Linked DNA regions of Mus musculus: regions 2 and 3 are each linked to region 1. A link is a contact called in ENCODE Hi-C or POLR2A ChIA-PET data. All regions are on one chromosome and are shown on one strand. Each heading gives the region's core, a stretch centred on a gene start or an enhancer-like site at or near the end of the contact. The rest is flanking DNA. Distances are from core to core; before and after follow the strand shown. Region 1 has its middle 38 kb from the start of Rasa2. Region 2 holds the start of Rasa2 (RAS p21 protein activator 2). Region 3 holds the start of Zbtb38 (zinc finger and BTB domain containing 38).

The links. Hi-C counts contacts between places; a loop is a spot of excess contacts on that map. ChIA-PET counts read pairs that join two places held with the same protein, here RNA polymerase II (POLR2A).
Region 2: a map of heart shows a loop between it and region 1 (2.3-fold over the local background). The contact joins the promoter of Rasa2 here to the enhancer-like site in region 1. A Hi-C loop is called at or near these places in 4 of 37 maps with a recorded cell type or tissue (heart and left cerebral cortex). POLR2A ChIA-PET finds 5 or more read pairs at or near these places in 1 of 5 experiments (Patski).
Region 3: a loop to region 1 is called in a map of heart, with 4 times the contacts of the local background. The contact joins the promoter of Zbtb38 here to the enhancer-like site in region 1. A Hi-C loop is called at or near these places in 6 of 37 maps with a recorded cell type or tissue (CH12.LX, T-helper 17 cell, heart and 2 more). POLR2A ChIA-PET finds 5 or more read pairs at or near these places in 4 of 5 experiments (all embryonic stem cell).

The regions. Positions count from the first base shown.
Region 1 is chr9:96,667,756-96,672,046 of GRCm38, reverse strand. No RefSeq gene overlaps it. Among named protein-coding and RNA genes, the nearest start is that of Rasa2, 38 kb to the right of the region's middle. Within about 2 kb of position 2,031, at least 1 of the 3 ENCODE cell types and tissues checked has a DNase peak (open chromatin) inside an H3K27ac peak, as active enhancers do; it is heart, where a contact is called at or near this core.
Region 2 is chr9:96,628,810-96,633,162 of GRCm38, reverse strand. It overlaps Rasa2 (RAS p21 protein activator 2), which reads left to right and starts at 1,660. Exons shown (of 24, transcript NM_053268.2): 1 at 1,660-1,799. The coding sequence starts at 1,670.
Region 3 is chr9:96,717,381-96,721,929 of GRCm38, reverse strand. It overlaps Zbtb38 (zinc finger and BTB domain containing 38), which reads left to right and starts at 2,080. Exons shown (of 3, transcript NM_001359959.1): 1 at 2,080-2,144; 2 at 3,621-3,720.

The DNA.
Region 1 (4,291 bases), core at 782-3,281:
GGCAAAAGACCACAAAGCCTCAACCCCTTCACAAAGAACTACAGACGAGTAAGAATGCTGGGGGAAGGGGTGTGGTCTTCCCCAGTGAAGAACATACCAATGGTCAACCAATGCCAAGTGCTCAGCCCTGAAAACATACATACAAGCAACAGTATACAGTCACGGCATATATATATATATATATATATATATATATATATATATATATATATGGATGGCACATAACAATGATCAATGAAAAAAAAAAAGAGGCCATGAGTTTAGAAGAGACCATGGAAGGATCTATTGGAGGGTTTGGAGGGAGGAAGAGAAGGAAGAAGTGATGTCATTATATTATAATCTCACTCACATACACAAAAACAGACCTACAATAATGACAACGAGTTGGAGACCAGCCTGTCAACAGCAACGAAATTCAGCGAGCTACGTCTAACAATCTCCTCTGAAACTGAATTCAAACACAACACAGCGCTGGCTCATAGCTGATACTCGGTCTCTTCTAACGTAAGTGGTACAACCTCCTTTTAGGACACATTGAAGAAAAAGCTGATTAAAACAGCACCAAACATTCAACATCAGCCAAGACCCGGCCAGGCGGTGCGCCAGATGCTTTCATCTTTATTTAAAAGAATCTGGGGGAAAAGGTATTACTTTCACTAATCACTAGATGCGGAGCCTGCGGGCCCAAGCCAATGACTCCACTCGTCTAGGTGTTGAAAATGTACTTAGAACAGAGATGAGACACCCTGTTTATTTACTGGGCAATTCCTCAACTTCAGATATCAATTTACCAATCCACAAACTACACCCTTCCACATGTCACTCTGTATACGGAACAAGCAACCGTGAACTTCCCATCCTGCCTCTCCCTGGTTGTCCAATCAGCTCGCAGAAGCACGGCAGGACAGACAGCTATGAAGATCGACCCAATTTCCAGGAGCTCTCAAGGTTAAGAGAAGTATCTCCTATAAAGTAGATTAAGTATAAACTCAATAAAGGTAAAAAGCAGCTTAGTATAGTTGTGTACACATATGTAGCCGCTGTGTATTGAAAGAGCTAATACATGTATGTGGGAACATTGTTTTCACACGATACAATCATTCTGTAGATGTCAGAGACCCCTCTGCCCACCCTGCACCCCCTTTGTGTGTGTGTGTGTGTGTGTGTGTGTGTGTGTACATGTACATTCTTGCCCTTTTTGGTTTTTCGAGACAAGGTTTCTCTGTGTAGCCCTGGCTGTCCTGGGACTCACTCTGTAGACCAGGCTGGCCTCAAACTCAGAAATCCACCTGCCTTTGCCTCCCGAGTGCTGGGATTAAAGGCGTGGACCACCACGACCAGCTATACTGTCTCTTTAAACTAGAATGCAGGAACAACCTACCCCTCTTGGTCTTTCAATGCCTGCCTAACGTGTAACTGTATGATGAACGTGTAACGAGTTTGCTAATGGTGACCATTTGTTTTCAATCTTTTGCTTTTGCTTACACATTTTTGATAGATTTTTATAGCAAATGTAAAAATAAATTGGGGAAAAGGCTTTCTGTGTGTCTCTCTCTCTTTTAAACACAAAGTCCTGACAGACAAAACCCCATCCCATTATGAGGTTTCTTGGAAGTTTGCATGAGTTCAAATTCTGAGTTTCTCCAAGCTATTCAGAATTCTGCTCTTTGTTTTGAATGTCATATAAACAAAAGCTCGTGTCTTCGAGAATTCTCCTTGCCTGAACAAATGCCATGATGGAAGGGGAAAACCCTACAAAGGAGGCTGGGCCAAAGTTGAACTAGAAGTAGAAATCTCTCTCTGCGACATCTCATCTCGGCTGCGTCCCACTCTCCAGTCATCTCTGTGCATCTCTGTGGGCTGAGGAACCGCCTCTGCTCTTCCAGGCTGTGGGTGGAAGATGCGGTCTCCCCACTTCCCAGGCATTTTCCGACCTGCCATGCCCCGCGTGCGCGGATTGGTTCCTCCATGGTCAGGAGTTTGCCCCTGGTCCAATGAGCTCTCACTGTAGAGTCAGAACCCCGCAGCGGAAGACAGATGCACAGGCTCCACCCACAGGTGAACCTCACGCTGGAAAAGGCTCTCGAGTGCCACCCCGTGGTCCTACAAAGACAAGAGGTTTGGGGAAAAGCTGTTAAAAACAAAACCCTGCAGGATGCTGGAAGATCTGTCATCACGGCTTCAATTTGACTGCTTAGCTTCCTGGGCTGGAGTTCCCCAGGACAGCTGTGCCTGGACAGTCAATCAAAGATCCGCCTGACCTAGATGTGGGCTAATGAGTGAGCGGCAGCAGCGTTTTGCGTTGATTTGTGAGTTAGATGAACTGCAGCGATAGAAGATGTGAATTTGTGCATCTATAAAGGATGCCTCAGCAGCTGCCCACCATGGATCTGAAAAGTAACCTTACTCTGATAGTATCGATTTCACTTTGCTGGGCTGTTTTTTTTTTTTTTAGGGACGTTTGGGATGGCATGGTGCTCCATGCCTTTAATCTCAGCACAGGCAAGGTCGAGCCTGGCCTACATACCAAGCTCCAGGACAGCCAGGGCAACATATATTCAGACTCGTTTAGCTAGTAGCATTTGGTTTTAGACATGTTCTTTTTGAGACTTAAATTTTGTTTAATTTGTGTGTACCTGTGTGTTCACACATGCATGTGTGTGTATTCAGGAACACAGGCCATTTCACACACGTGAGGTCAGAGAACTTTCAGGAGTCGGTCCTCTCCTTCAAACCATTTGGATCTCAGAGAATAAATTCCCGTATTCAAGCTGAACCATCTAGCTGCCTCCCTTTTGGAGAATTTTGTTTTAATATTCATTTTTTTATTTTCAATTCTGCATGTCTGTGTGCAGACATGTGCGTTTGTGTGCAGATGCCTGCAGAAGTCAGAGGTGTTGGATCCCTCTGGAGCTGGAGTTAGAAGCCATTGTAAGTGGCTGATGTGACCCTGGGGACCAAAATCGGGCTCACTGCAAGAGCCACCTCTCCTGCAATCTCTTTGAGAATTTTTAAATAAATATAGTTGTATCTGAAAGTGAACATGCTTTGAGAATAAGCCGGTGGAGGCTTACTTAGACTTTCTGGCGGCTGCAGTCCTGTCCCCCAATGAAAGTATAAGCAGGGAAGCCCACCAGCTCTGCAGTGTGGTGGCATCTGAAGGCAGCAGAACCACTGTCATGGAGGGATGCTACTTCTGTGCACAGGGAGAGGGAAATCCCACCAGCAGAGGTCACTGATGTACCAGGAGGGAGTCCAACGCAGCTCTTCTCACACTTGTGCCTGCCTTGCTCCCTGCGCAGCAAGTTGAAGGGAATCAGTGCAGAACTGTGTGCACGCTGTTGACACATTTTCTTCATGAGGCCCACCTTTGGTACCTTCAACCTAAGGCTGTTTATTTTAACACTGATTTAACACTCAAACTAAAGCAGCCTTAGATTGTATATCACCAAGTTTAACCTGGCCCAGAAAGTAGTTGTATGTGCTTCTAATCTGGAACTTAAGAATGGCACCACCTTCCCCCAACACATGCATGCCTATGTATACACACCACGCAGGCACACTTGAACACATACACCCAAACGGCTTGAGTTTGCACACAGAGCCCCCTACTGAGTAGGAATGAATGCCATGTCGTGATGTAGAGTGGTACAGACACCAAGAAGAGGAGGTGCCTGTGGGCTATCTGCATCTGAGCCACTCAGGGTGTCAGAGCTAGCTATGGGCAGCAGCTGTGTATGATGGAAAGCTCTGCTGGCCTTGAGTGGTCATCATTAGACTTTCTATTAAAAGGGGAAGGGAAGGGGGCGGTGGAGCGCCTAGACACCACCACATTGTTACAGGACAGAACTCATCTCTTATATTGTCCCAGACTAAGATGCTGCCAGTAAGGAGCCAAAAGGACTATGACCTGTCTCCCATGCAACCATCTGGGTGATGGGGCAGCCAGGTACAACTCACAGGCACTGGGAAAAAAAAATGGTGATAACCCTGTAGTGCCAGAGGGATGGATGAGGGCAGGGTTGTGGGGAGCGGGTGTGGTGGCAGTCCTAAAGGCGCCAGGGACTGCAGCTAAGTCATATGACTTGCACCTGACTTCCTCATATAAGACACAAACATCTTGAGTGCTGCGCAGGTGTACCAGGATACAGGTGAATCCAATTTGGTGGAGATTTGCCCCTGCTGCCCTGATTAGCTGAAGCCTCGTGACTGGTGAGGTGGCGTGGCCTGCTGTGCGTGGATGGGAACTGAGAGTATAAAAGAGTGAGAGGCCCAGGGTTCGGGGGAGATA
Region 2 (4,353 bases), core at 411-2,910, 39 kb after region 1:
AGTAGTACAGCCACTGTTAAGTTTCCTGTGCTCCTGTAATTAATCTCTCGTCTATGCTTCTGGAAACAACTCTCATAAACTCATTGAACTAAAAAAAAAAAAAAAAAGTCTTGCTGGTGTGATGACTCAGTGATTAAAGGTTCTTAATACCAAACCAGATGGCCGGGTTAATCCCTAGGAAACCCACGGTGAAAGGAGAACCACCTCCCAACAGCCATCCACTGACCTTCCAGGGGATTGGAGGGGAAGAAAGCCAGCTGGGAGGAGAGGAAGGGGGTGCAGGGGATGTGGACGGCGATGAAGAGGGTATTGAATACTATGCATACATTAAACATGTGTATGAAAACGGTATCACACCATGACTGTGTATAAGTAAGACATACCAATAAAGCATTAAACGTTTTAAAATAGAAAAAGCCAGTCTCTGGCCTGTGGTGTGTGAGCTCTGATTTGGAAAGAAAGGGAAATACCATTTGGAGTTTCTGTTTGAAACAACAAAATGCCTGGAAGGAGAGGTAAGCTCACTTTCTCCAAGGCTGTATGGTACAGGACAAGGGGCACCCTCATGCATCACCAGCTGGACTGGAAGTATTGCTCGGTAGCCTAAGACATCCAGCAAGCTTAGGTCACTCCGTCTGCCTGACTGGCCTTGGCACAAGTGGCTTCTGGGCTTGCTTGTCGTCTGTTCACTCTTCCCAGGCAGGCTCTCCTTGACTCTGTTTCCACAACTTGCTTCTTCTCTCTGTGTGCCCTTCCAGGTTGAGGTGCTCATGGTCTTGGCGCCTTCTGCCCCGTCTTTTTGCCCTAGGGCCATTCCTATATGTCTGAAAACATTCCTTGACTGGCTGACTCTAGCACCTGGCAAAGAACAACCCTGCTCTATTAAATCAGTTTCTTCCTTCTTAGGGCAGCGCAGTTAAACCTCAGGACCAGGAAATCATCCCTCTCCTCACATACCAGGGTGTTATCCACACAGTTTACTCACTGTAAATAGTTCCCTTAAGATAGTGGCAACAACTAGTTGAAGATTTACAAACTTCCCAGGGCCAATCTACTTTCTAAAAAGCCTGCTTCTGGGAGTGGGAAAGAGGTCACCGTTCCGATTCTGAAATGCAAAACTGGTGATAAACTCAAAATTTCTCTGGGTCTCAGACAGGACTGGACGGAGTCTGTGGTCCTTTTCTTGACCCAACTTTTTGCAGAGCAATGTTCCCAGAGCAAAGGTTGAGTATGTGGTTTGTCCCCCACGTGCCGCACTGCGGGAGCATCTAGACACCGCTGGAAGAGTCTCTAATACATCTCTTGACGTTTGCCAAAATGCCAAACTTTTTCCTGGAACCTGGAGTCATTCTGACTGGGGACTTTTCTTTTCCTTGAGCATCTGGGGACCTAGAGGTCCGTTCGTGGGGGACGTCCAATTCTCAGGGTTCTGGGGATCACAGCAGGGCCAGGGTTTTCCTCCTTGTGGGGGTTTCAGAGCGCCTCTCGCGACTTGCCCAGGGAGGCAAGGCGAGGCGGATGCAGGGCGGGCACGGCGCGAGGGGCGGGGCGAGTCAGCCCGAGGCCGAGGCGGGGCTACAGCGAGGCTCGATCCGGCCTAGGCCTCGCTCCGGCTCCGCCTTGCCCGGCTACGCAGGCGGTAGGGCTGGGGTAGGGGCCGGGCGGCACCATGGCGGCGGCAGCGCCTGCTGCGGCGGCTTCTCCCGAGGCGCCGGCCGTCTCGGGCAGCGCAGACCCGGAGACGGGAGACGAGGACAGTCGTGAGGTCCGAGTGCTGCAGAGCCTGCGCGGCAGGATCTGTAAGCGGGGCCGGGGCTGAGGGGACCCCCGGGGCGGCGCGGAGGGTGGGCGGCGGGCACGCGCGGGGGTGGCGGCACCGGCGGCCGCCCGGGACTGGTGAGACTGGATGGGGGTGTGTTGGGGGGAGGCGCCGCGTCGACCGACTGCCCGGCGCGGGTCGGGGCTCCCCCTCGGAGCGAGCGGGGTGAGGACCTGCACGCGCGGACCGGACCGGCGCGGCGCGAGGGGCGCTGCCTGGAGCGCGGCCTGGACGCGGGAGCCCGGGGCGCGGCCGGGGGCGCGCGGAGTTTCCGGCCTCCCTCCGACGCAGGCCTGCGGGCGGCCGCGGACGACGGGAGCGGCCCGAGGTGGGAGCCCCGTGGTAATTACAAGGGAGGCGCGGCTGGAGGAGGGAGGGAGGCCGGCTGCGGCGGGGCGGGGCCGGGCCGGGCCGGGCCGGGCGGCGGGCTGAGGAGGGGGTGTGAGCTCCCTGGGGCTCCTCTGCCAGTGCGAGGTTGAGGCGGGCGCTGGGGACTGCGGGAGCCGGTGGCGGGGGCTCCGGTGGGCGAGGCTGCGCGGGCGAGCGGGGCGCCCGGGGAGCTCGGGCGGGACACCTGTGCCCGCCCCACCTTGCCGCGGCGGGGACTTGAATCGAGAGCCGGCGTGACTGACGGTGACTTGGGGCAGGATGTAGTGGCTTCCTGTGAGCAGGTCTCAAAACTCAGTCATCCAGTCCGCGCTCAACCCACTTGATTCTCTCCCGTGCATTTGTGAGAGCCGCACCGATGAGTGTAGACTCTTACTCAGAGACGGGCCAGTTCGTTTGTCATTGCTATCCTTCCTCTTTAAAACGACCCTTTGATATTAGATCGACTTCCCCCAGCTTATTGAGATGGTCCCTTTTCACTGTATGACTGGCGAATCAGTAGAGTTTATTGTTACTTTAGTTGAAAACCTTTTTTAATTCAGATTATTTTATCCCCAGAATGAAATCGGTCTCCTAAATAATGCCTGGCTATAAGAGATATTTTATATGTTGAAAATTCAATTGTGTTAGAATGGCTGATACTGCTCTTTCTTTGGCAGAGTATAAACTTTAATTCTTAAATCTCGATGCTTCTTTTGGATTCTCCCACTTGAGTTTTTGATGTTACTCCCCTTTCAAGGATTTGGAATTTTATTAAAACCCCAGGAGCAAGCATGTTAAATGTTACTTTTCAATTCCCTGACGTCATCCTGGGACTCCCAATTCAGACACTTTTAAGTATTAAAACTTGGGAAATTACACCAGAGCAGTGGGTGTTTTGTGCGTCTTAAGTTCCCAGTATTTTAAGTTACTTTCTTAGGGTGTAAACTTTTCACAAATTAGCTTTCTTACAGTTAATATTTGCATGTATGTAATGTTTGGGAAAAGCCAAATACACTAGAATTTTCTTCCCCTACTAATTAGGTTTTTCAAATTTTTACTACTTTATATTTTTCTGTGACTTGATGCTAGACACTGTTGAAGCCTTGCGAATCTATAAAAGCAGATTGTGTTGTGGGAAGACAGTGTGCTCTGTTGGAGTTGAGATTTAGGGTTGGGCTGTTTTTAGGAGTAAGTTACCTTCTGCTTTGACCTGATGCATAGCAAAGGTTCTGTGAACAGTGTGGTAAAAATATCACTCCAAGTGAAATTCGGGTCTGCAGATTAAAACACACACACACACACACACACACAAGCACACAAAACTTGGTTTCTGTGGCTTAGGCAATCTCACTCCCAGAAATTGACCATTAATTTCCTGGGAATATTTTTATTTTAACCCTAGTTAAACTAAACCACTTGTTTCTACCCTAGACAGTTTATTTATTTTTTATTGCTCATCTTATAGCTCAGGTCATGTTGTGACTGTTTCACAAGGATACATACTGAAATCAAGAACACCCCTCCCATTTCTTGCCCTTCTTTTAGCTGGTATGATCAAGGTTGGTTGCCCTCCGGATCCTTGTAAGGAAATGCCCTTCTGTGTTTCCTGAAACTGACACGTGGGCTTTGTAAGGTGATGAGAAGTGGCGGAAACATTAGCAGGTGCTGAAGTCACAGAAATGGGATGATGGCAGTTTGACAATGAAGAATCTAAGCAGTTTGCGAGTGTTGAAGTCACCAGTCCTTTCTACCACACTGAGAAACCTTGGGGAGAACCTGGTAGCTCCCTGTTAGCCTGGAGATGAGCTGTTAAGCTCAGAACTGCTCTTTGGGAGCCTCTCATCTGATCCACCTGAGAGGAAGCACTCCTGGGTAGTGTAGTCCGAATCATCCTTAAGAAGAGCGAGGGTGGCCCGATGTTTATATTGTGGAAGTTCTAGAGGTTAGATAATGGTCCACACTTTCTTCAGTGTTTCATTTCTAACTTATTTGTGTCCCATAGATTTCACAAGGTATAAATAGTATCAAGTTGACAGATCAGAAAACCAGCGGGTGGGGAGATGGCTCAGTTGGTAAAGTGCCTGCTTAGCAAGCAGGATCACCAGAGCCCAAGTAGAAAGGCATGGGTGGGGGAGGAGGGGTCACCGCGCTTTCCTCTAACCCAG
Region 3 (4,549 bases), core at 831-3,330, 50 kb before region 1:
TTTGTGGGAATTAAACAAAATGAGACAGAAAACAAAGACAGCTTCCTGGGCAAGGCCTAGGAGCTATGGCGTAAAGATGAGCAGATAGAAGGGTAAGGAGACAAAGTCTTAGATTCTCCTTTTTCCTCTTAAAATGCATTAAAATGGGAATTATTACAAAGAAAACATCACATGTAGTAATTTCAGAACATTGTAAAGGAAACTTTACAGAAAAGAGCGTACTTATGATAAGATGGGATGTTTCCGGAAATTTCCAAATAGTTCCCCCACACTCAGAAGGATGATTGAGAGTCTGGTTATGAGGAAGGATGGAAATTTTTGAACGACTGGCTTATTACATAAGCTTCAAGCCATTGCTGTGATAGTTCAGTTCTTAAAACAATGTGAGGAAATATGCTTGCTTCTGGAGAAATATTTGGCTCCCATGAGAAAAAATTGCAAGTGTTTGTGATGGCCCGCTAGAGGTAAGGAGCCATCCACACACTGACTCTTAAAGCCAGAGCCAAGTTTCACTACTCACACACCGTTGACAGGATCTGATCAAGACACTTCCCCGAACACCCTGGAGTCAGACTTAGGTCATAGGTCCCAAGTGACCCTAGCAGATCACCAATGTAAAACCACTATAAACAACAGAAGCCCTAACTCAGAATAGTTAACCTTCAATGCTCAGACGTGTCTGAAGTTAGAGAGCACTTACAATGCTAGGTGCTATTGTAAATGATCCACGTGTATTATTTAATTCAATTTAAAAAAATCACCTAGGAGGTAGACATTAATACTAAAACATATTGCATGTTAGGTACCAAAGCTGAAGGTCAGAGAAGTGGCCGTACATAGCAACAAACCTAGGCTGTCAACACAGGCCTGCTGAATCCAGAAGGCCAACCAACCTTGCCCGCTACCTCCCACCGGTCCCAGGGAATCAGCCACAGCCATACAGCTTACAGACTTCCCAGTCTTTGTGCACCAGTTTTCCCGAATTTTAAAATCATCTTCAGAGTTTCTAAAAGCCTCAATGGAAACACAAACAGGCAATTAGACCACGAGTTTCTTCAGTTTTGTTTTTTAAGGCTGGTATCTACCATTGCCAACAAGTTAGATCAGGTCTTGTGGAAGTTCTCATTGGCAGTTATGTAGACAAAAACATTCAAGCTCCCTTTTTTTTTAAGGGGAAGATGAATCATTACTTAATACATGCAGTTTAGTGGAGTTAATCTGTGAACACTGGCCTATGGAGCGAGAGAATAAAAGGGTGTTTGGCATCGAGAAGGTCGGGAACTGCTCGTTACATGTGTATGCACGTTGCCCAACCTGTCAGCCTTCACAACTCTGCATTTTTTTAAGTGACACCATTCTTCCTGCATCGTTTATGGGGCTTTACTTTGCATATAGTATTAAAAATCTACTCAGCTCACCAAAATGATCATATTCTTAATGTTTGGTCAAGGAACTGGGGTGCATAAATGGCAAGTACTGTATTCCAGGAAAATACCCTTTTTCAAAACCTTAAGGTTTTGCCAGGGAGCGAGTCGTTTTCCAAAGGACACACACACACACACACACACACACACACACACACAAAATCAAAAACTAAAAACAAACAAAAAATACTAAAGACTCAATGCTGGATGGTTCAAAACAAACACCTGCACTTAGGTGTGCGTGGGGCAGTAGGTGCCACACTGCGAATCTGTGTGGGAAGGATGTCAGCGGGCAGTCGGTGGCTTTTATTTTTTTCATTGCATGAAACAGTTCTTATACCATGGTGGGAAATAATCCAGGCGTCCCCTGACAGCCATGAGAAAGCACAGGTGACACCCTGTTCTCAGAATTTGGTGCGGGTTAAAACTGCATAGGGTGCCCGGGGCCTGCTCGGTGGCTGCGCAGCATCTGTGCGAGCCTGGCTCTGCCGCAGTGGCGCCGGGGGGTGCGGGAGCCTCGCGGCCTGCAGCGTCCCGGAAGCCCTGCGCGTCGGCGCCCGAGGTCGAGCGACCGTCCGGCCTGCACTGCACCAGGGGCAGACCGGGGCGTCCGGGCCCAGCCGCCGGCGTCCATTTTCTGGGCGGCGCTGCGGCCGGACTCGCAGGTCCGGAAGCGCCATGGACCCCGCGGGAAGCGCGCGGGCGGCGGAGCGGAGCCCCGTAAGTGCGCGGGGTCCGCGCGACTCCGGGGCGTGGAGGTGGGGAGGCGGGAGCCGGTGGGCAGCGCTCGCGCCGGGCTGCAGCGGACGCGGAGCGGAGCGGAGCCTACGGAGCAGCCAGCGTCCGCAGGTGCCCGCGTCCCGCCCCACCAGGCTCGGCTGCAGGGGGGCAGCGGGGAGTGACGCGCACCTGGGGCTCGGGACTGTCGCGCCTCCCCTCCGGTGAAGCGCAAACCCGGGCTGCTTCCTGACCCTACCCGTTCGCGATGAGATCCTAGTGCGACACCAAGCCCCTGGAATTGAACCGGATGTTCAAAGGCAGGGCCCTGCCTCCAGGGGTTGCAGCCTTGGCCTCCTGCTCCTGCTTGCTGCAGCCGTCTGTCCGTTGGGACAATTCAACAGTCAGCCTTTAGACACCTCTTTGCAGGTTAGCTGATAAATAACCTGAGATTTTAATCTGTCTGCGCTTCCACTTTATAACTCCTGCTTTGCGGTGGGTAAGTGCCTGGTTCCCATTCTGGATATTGGGCCTGATTGGAAAACCCTTGTAATGATCGGTTCTAAATGATAACCGTTTATGTTGCGTATGCATATTTGAAAGGTTAAAGGGCATTCACCTAATTGGGAAGCTCAAGTGCTTGCTCTGGTTCGCGTGGCTGGAAAGACTCGTTTTGTTGTGGTTTCAGAGAAACTTATAGCGTCTTACAGTAGCTAAGATCAAAGAGCAGAGTTTGTGTTTTGTGACAGGGTCTGGTTAAGGAGCCTAGAATGGTTAATAGGTTAGCCCAAGCTGGTTTCGAACTTGCCACTTGCAGCGGTTGACTGACTGCTAGGATGATAGGCCTTCTACCAGTGTTTTTCCAGGACCAAACACGCATTAGAATTCCTTTGATGGGTCATTGCTGAAAATTTTGAAAAGATTAGAATATATAGTGCGAAAAGACTAGAAAAAGTAACCGTTGCACACAGTACAGATAAGCATAGTTTAATGAAGCCTTTGGCTTATATAACATCATTTGTAATAAAATGGGTCACTGTCAAAAAAGCCTTTAAGACTCCAATTTAGCGTTCTGTGGTGGGGATTTTGCACCCAAATCAGACTGGGTTTGTGCTGATGTTAACCTGGGTTTGAATCCCGACACTCACCCAGGGTGACCTCCAGAAACAGGTTCACGGCACTGTTTGCAGCTGTAAAATGGGGAACTGTTCCCTACAGCTGAGGGGTGTTACGGAGATTTACCCATCCGCTGAGAGCACTTGGTGGAGTTCCCGATGTCCTAAAGGCACCTCACATATACTAACGGCAATGACTTTTGTGGCTGAAATCCTGAATCCTAGACACTCGTCCTGAATCCTAGACACTAGTCCTGAATCCTAGACACTAGTCCTGAATCCTAGACACTAGTCCTGAGTCCTAGACACTAGTCCTGAATCCTAGACACTAGTCCTGAATCCCTGCACTTTCATCTTCTCTTAGATCTTGATATGGAAGACATGGCGGGCTCAGAACCAAGGATTTCCGAGTGATTTCTGCCAAAGCACAGAAGCTAACTCCGTCAAGGCTGGCGTGTTCTGAGGTAACTGAGGTCTATGTCTTTCCTTAGTCAGCATGAAATAAGAAATGGCAGTTTCTAAAAGAATCCTCAAGGTTACTGAATCATGAGTTCGACCTGCCAGGTTTGTGTACTACGAAATTTCCACGACTCTCAAGCAGTCTGTTATTAAGAACACACGGTGTGCCAGGCCTCTGTGCAGAGGGAGAACTAGCAAACGAAACTTCAAGGCAACAGGCTCAGCTCATGTTAGCTCTACTGGTAGATGTGATGAGAACTTTTGTGTGTGTGTCTTGATAGATCTGTGGCTTCCTCAAGTCGTAAGGATCCGAAAACAAGATGGAAGGCCGGAGTGTTTAACTGAGTTGTTGTTGTTACCCGTGGCGGGTTGAGGCCAGGGCAGACATGCTGCCAGCTTCTCCACTTGCTGTAGAGTGAGCCCCCTGCTAGCGGTAGAGTATGCAAGCATGAAGAGACATTTGTGTTTCTCACGCAGATGTCCTGACAGGCCAGCACACTAAGCTCTAACTTATATGTGGTTCCGAAGTCCTAGGCAGTGACAGAAACAGCTACCATTTGTCAAACGATTGTGTGTCTTTATGTGTCAGGCAGTGTGTTAATAATTTACTCCTCTGGGGGCTGGAGAGATGGCTCAGCGGTTAAGAGCACTGACTGTTCCAGAGGTCCTGAGTTCAATTCCCAGCAACCACATCTGTAATGGAATCCGATGGCCTCTTCTTGTGTGTCTGAAGACAGCTAGAGTATACTCCTATAAGTAAAATAAATAAATATATTTAAAAAAAAAAAAACAATTTACTCCTCAACGGTACTCCTGAGAGTGGAGGCAGAAGAA